Regions from separate parts of the Homo sapiens genome. Here region 1 is linked to region 2. A link is a contact called in ENCODE Hi-C or POLR2A ChIA-PET data. All regions are on one chromosome and are shown on one strand. The core of a region is the stretch at or near the end of the contact, and the rest is flanking DNA. Distances in the headings are between cores, read along the strand shown.

What was found. A loop is a pair of places that touch in the nucleus more often than their neighbours do. ChIA-PET counts read pairs that join two places held with the same protein, here RNA polymerase II (POLR2A). Pooled maps may share reads with other maps.
Region 1: a loop to region 2 is called in a map of gastrocnemius medialis, with 8 times the contacts of the local background. The contact joins the promoter of APOLD1 here to the promoter of CREBL2 in region 2. A Hi-C loop is called at or near these places in 1 of 168 maps with a recorded cell type or tissue (gastrocnemius medialis) and 10 of 50 pooled maps. POLR2A ChIA-PET finds 5 or more read pairs at or near these places in 2 of 52 experiments (Caco-2 and GM12878).

The regions. Positions count from the first base shown.
Region 1 is chr12:12,784,396-12,787,095 of GRCh38, reverse strand. It overlaps APOLD1 (apolipoprotein L domain containing 1), which reads right to left and starts at 1,437. Exons shown (of 2, transcript NM_030817.3): 1 at 1,402-1,437; 2 at 1-187. The coding sequence starts at 1,404. RefSeq lists silencers at 1-20, 51-150.
Region 2 is chr12:12,610,575-12,613,343 of GRCh38, reverse strand. It overlaps CREBL2 (cAMP responsive element binding protein like 2), which reads right to left and starts at 1,468. Exons shown (of 4, transcript NM_001310.4): 1 at 1,157-1,468. The coding sequence starts at 1,171. RefSeq lists a silencer at 1,115-1,414 and enhancers at 1,575-1,624, 1,675-1,754, 1,348-2,099.

The DNA.
Region 1 (2,700 bases), core at 188-2,687, 170 kb before region 2:
CGCTCAGCGAGCTGCCGGCCACGTTGGCTACGAGGGAGCGCCTGCGCAGGCGCTCCAGGCGCCGGGCCACCTCGCGCAGGCGCAGCACCTGGCCGTGCAGCCGGCCTCGGCGGTCCAGCAGCAGTCCCTGGAAGCGCCGCAGCGCGTCGGGCCCATGCGGCTCCCGGGCCGCCGGCCTCTCCATTCCCTGCGGGGACATAGACACGCGGTCAGCCTGGAGTCTCCGTGCCAGCCGCCGCTCCCGCCCTGCTGCCCGGACGCCAGCGGGAACTTGGCACGAGTTCAGCGGAGCAGCCACTGCCACGCTAGGGGAACGGGTCTGTTTCCAGTGGATCATGAGACGAGTTCTCAAAGACCTGTTCTGGAATCCGGGGGGAGCCACACAAGTTCTCAGGACCTTATCTCTGCATATGGAAATAGGAATAATGCTATCTTCTGCTTCTCTCCCAGGGAACGTTAACGATGGGCTTCATCAGCTATGTGTTAAATAAGATTTAAACTGGGAGGGGCGTGGTATTAGAAGGCTTCTCCAGTACTGAGGCCTTTGCTCTACTTAAGATAACACTTTGTAAGTGGTGGGTTGTACAGTTTACAAAGCCCTTTCATCATGTGAAAATTGGATCCTAGGAGTTTTGCAACACACTTTTCTCTCTCTCTAATGAATGAAAAAGACTTCACCAAAACCTCAAAAATCGTATTTTCTACCAAGCAGAAGAAACATCTAAGTTAGATGCTTGCCTGAAGCAACTCTTCTGCTTGTGATTCTTCCAGGCTCTTTTCTTAGAATCAAGCCTAAAATGAGATTTGCACTGTTTATTCTAACTAGGGCTCCTTGGATCTTCAGAAACATCAGTCTTTGCTGGGTGCTTGATTTAAACTAAGTCACATTAAATTAATACCATTATGTCTCTTTGTTATGAAAGTTTTCTTTTAAAAATGAGTAATGGTTGAATAAAATAAAGTGGCCAAAATTTTTGTTCAACAACTTCTACCACGTTGAAGCCAACTGAAGATGACTGACAAAGATACGAACAAGTTGTACATCTTGGGGGAAAAGTATATTCATCCTAGTTGCAGATTCCCACCTTCATGTCCACTGTACTCTTCATTATTAGGAACTTCTTAAAAGTGGCAAATGAGCCATAGAAATAGAGCATTTCAAAACTGAGCTATCAGGGCAGAAATCATTCTCATCTGGAAGAATTGCCTGCATCAGACATCAGATTCTAGAAGCAGCTGATTCTTCACAGAGCCCAGTCTAGAATCCTCATCTCCTTATTCACAGGACTTAATTTTACTTCCATGCTTCCATAATCCAACCCACCAGGGATAATTTTCCAGGTGAAAAGAGAAAATGAGAAAAAGTCATCCCGAATATATGCCTCAGGGTTCCCCACTTACCATTCACTTCTGTCTGCCTCCAGGAAAGTAAAATCTGAGGCTGTTTCTGGATGAGTGTGCTTTATAGTTCCAGAGAACCAATGGCTGCCCTGGGAAAGCCTTGTCTCATTCTGAGAATTTGCCATTTCCTGTCATGACCCCTGCTGCCTTCATCTAGAAGGACGTGACATGGTGGAAAATGACCTGCCAGCACAGCACATCCCGTATTTAGGAAACGAACATTGTGTGTTCGCTTTCCCCTGAACGCAGGAAGAGAACCACAGGCTCTTCCCTAACTTGAAACAAGTGTGTTGTCATTCTCCCAGTGGGATACCCTGCCTTTCCTGAGAATAGCTAATGACGCGATAGAGAAGGCCTTCAAACGCACCCCAGGCTGACCAATTATAGTGTTTCTTGAGGCCACCATTACAAAATCATATTTTAAAAGAAAAGGGAGGGGGTGGAAAACCCTCATATCTGACATAGCCGCTCATACTCCACTGCTGTATTTTTAAAAGCGTTGTGAATCTGTGAGTGGCTGGAGCCTGGGATCATTTGGCATGCAGCGGGTACCCTGCAGTCCTAAGAATGCAAGGCCACACCCACAGGAAGTGCTGCGTGCAGTTTTGGGCATCTCCAGCTGTGGAGAAGACATTGGCGGTCTCAGAAAGGGCACACTCCAGGTCACATGCATCAGAAAAATCAGTGGGGTCAGGCTGCATGAGGAGCTAATTGTACACTTTCAACCACAATAGGGCATTGGCTTCCCAGGTTTTCATTTGAAGTAGCAATTGTAGCCCATGTGATAGGGAAATGAGTGGATTCTGTCTACAGGGTCATGAGGCATGGGCTGAAGGGCAATTATTTTGATAATTCAGCACAGAAAAGTGAATGTAGCTTCTGTGGACTTGCTGCAGACCAGACCAGATGGAACATAGATATCTCTGGGGCATTCAGAGGTGGTTGGAGCTCAGCCTAGGAATTCAGTCCTACTACATGTCCCCAAATCCATCCATCGTCCTTCTAACCCTCTCCTCCAGATAAGGAGGGCCAAATTCGTTTCTCACTTGAATAAGGATTATCTCAACTCTCTGGCTTACCTGGAAAGCCTTAACAGCCGTATCATTCTGGAACATGATTAAATCCCCCACCTTTATGACTATACTTTGTATTTATCAACACAGTATAACAACAGTAGCAACAGAAAGGACAACCATAGTCCTTTCAAACTTGATTATTCTAGATTTGGTCCACTTCCAAATATTCTTGTTACAGCTCCTCAAAGGATAGCTGTAACCTCAATCTAGATGCCTCCAGTGT
Region 2 (2,769 bases), core at 219-2,718:
GAAGGACGGTTTTTACTTTAAAAACTGGCAAATTTTAGAAGTCTGATTCCTTAAAATAAAAAAGTCCAAATCCAAAACAACCTGAAACATCAATAAACAAATCTTTGACCATCCCTATCTTCAGGAAATAAAACTAAACAACACTAATGTGGGTAGATGTAAAGAGAGAAAGGCGGCCAGGCGCGGTGGCTCACGCCTGTAATCCCAGCACTTTGGGAGGCCGAGGCGAGCGGACACCTAAGATTGGGAGTTCGAGACCAGCCTGACCAACATGGAGAAACCCCATCTCTACCAAAAATACAAAATTAGCCGGGCATGGTGGTGCATGCCTGTAATCCCAGCTGCTCGGGAGGCTGAGGCAGGAGAATCGCTTGAACCCGGGAGGCGGAGGTTGTGGTGAGCCGAGATCGCGCCATTGCACTCCAGCCTGGGCGACAAGAGCGAAACTCCGTCTCAATTAATAAATAAAGACAAAAAGGCTATACATAGATAAACTATTTGGATTAACCAATAATGAACATTATCTATTATTTTATAATCATAAAGTAAGTGATTTGGACAGGGAAATTGGATGGTGATGGGCTATTAAAGTTAACAAGAGGAAAATCAGTATTTTTTTAGAGAAGGCTTTCTAGTGGAGGTTAAACTCCACACTGGCCAAATAGCAACAGGAGCTTAGCGGTGTTCCAACCAACCACAGGAAATAGCTCAGAGGGGGAGTGAACTGATTATATGAATGGGGCATTGAGTAAGGGAGCCTGAGAGAAGGGGAATCGTCAAGGGGAATAAGGCTGGTTCAGCGTGCACTAAAGTCTCCAAACTGGAGAGAGGAGGCAGCAAAAAAGTGCAAGAAGAAAAAGTACAGTAGTTTCTTATCTCGACAGGCAAGTTAAGGACTAGGGGTTGCACTACCTGGAAAGCTAGCAAACGCCCTGGGAGTGAAAAATTTCCAGAGAGGGCCCTTCCTGGAAAAACGCAGCCCCGGTGTTCCCTGATTTCCTGGCTGGGTACCATCGGGCAGTGGACTGGAGAGGCGCAGGGATGTTTTAGGCAGGTGTCTCTTGGGTGTTGGCGTGGACTACATAGCGGAGGTTCAGCCGCGGGACTAGCATTGAGCGACAAGAAGGCGGCGGCGCGTGCAAACCACAAGACTTACCTTACTGTCATCCATCGCGGCAGACAGGCCGGCCTGGCCAGGCACTCCCTCCCGGAGCCCTCCCCCGGCTCAGCCGGCCTGGCCCGGCCCCCGCCCCGAGGAAGAAGGGGATATGGTTCTGGCTGCCTCCTCCTCTCGCCTAACAGTTCGCTTCCCTGATGCCAGAGTCACGGGGACGAGGGACCAGTTCAGGAATGGCAGAGCGGACCCTGGAGGCGGCCCCAAACGCCTCCCTTCGCCGCCGCCGCCTCCTCCTCCCCCTCCATGACAGTCTCTGGGTGTTTACAGACGCTCTGGAGAGCCGCCGAGACCGGAGGGTGGGCGGGAGCGCTGCACACGGAATGGCCCCTTCGGCTGCCGTAGCACCGCGGCATTCTGGGAATTGTGATTTTTCTTATCACAGTCTCTGCGCTACTGACTGGAAAAAAAACTACGATGTCCACATAGCCTCATTAAGGGGCAGCTGTTTTCCTTTTGCCTACTAGCTAGCGCTGAGGAGGCGGGGCTGGGCTGGAGGCCCAAAGTGCGCCTGACCTGAGGTTTTGGCTCCTAAGTGCCAGGGCCTGGAATGGCGGGGACGGGAGTTTGGTGCTCTGCGGAGGCAGCCCTGAAGGCGGGGTGCCGGAAGCAGGCCCTCCTCTGGGACGCTGAGGAAACCCTAAAGGTTCTTTATTTAAAAAAAAACGAAAAACAAAAACTAAGTATGTAAAATAGTGCAGCTACTTTGGGAAGAAATTTGGCAGTTCTTCAGAATATTGGCCACTCCCATACCCAAGAGAAATTAAAACGAGTGACTACACAAAAACTTGTATATAAATGTTCTTTCCTAGCAGCATTATTCATAATAGTCAAAAAGTGGAAACAACGCAAATGTCCTTTACTGGATGAATGGATAAACCAGTGTGGACTATACAAATTAAGAAATACTGGCCAGGGGTGGTGGGTCACGCCTGTAATCCCAGCACGTTGGGAGGCCGAGGCGGGAGGATTGCTTTAGCCCAAGAGTTCGAGACCAGCCTGGGCAACATAGCAAAACCTGTCTCTACAAAAAAATACAAAAATTAGTCGAGTGTGGTGGCACATGCCTGTAATCCCAGTTACTGGGGAGGCTGACATGAGAGGATCACTTGGGCCTGGGAGGCAGAGGCTGCAATAAGCCAAGATTGTACCACTGCACTCCAGCCTGGGCGACAGAGCCAGACACTGTATTTAAAAAAAAAAAAAAGAAGAAGAAGAATGAAAGAAGGAAGAAGAACGATGAAGGAAGAAGAAGGAGAAGAAGGAAGAAGAAAGAAGAAGGAAGAAGACCCATATAGTAAGATGCAGTCTCTACAAAAAAAATTAAAAATTAGTTGGGTGTGTTACAAAAAATTTAAAAATTACTTGGGTGTGGTGGTGGTGCTTGTAGTCCTAGCCACTCGGGAGGCCCAGGTGGGAGGATCGTTTGAGCCCTGGAGTTGGAGGCTGAAGTGAGCTGTGATCACGGCACTCCAGCCTGGGCAACAGAGCAAGACTCTGTCTCAAAAAAAAAGGAAAGAAATATTATTCAGCAATGAAAAAAAATGAAGGGATATACACACTTCAATATGTCTGAACCTTGAAAACTTTATGTG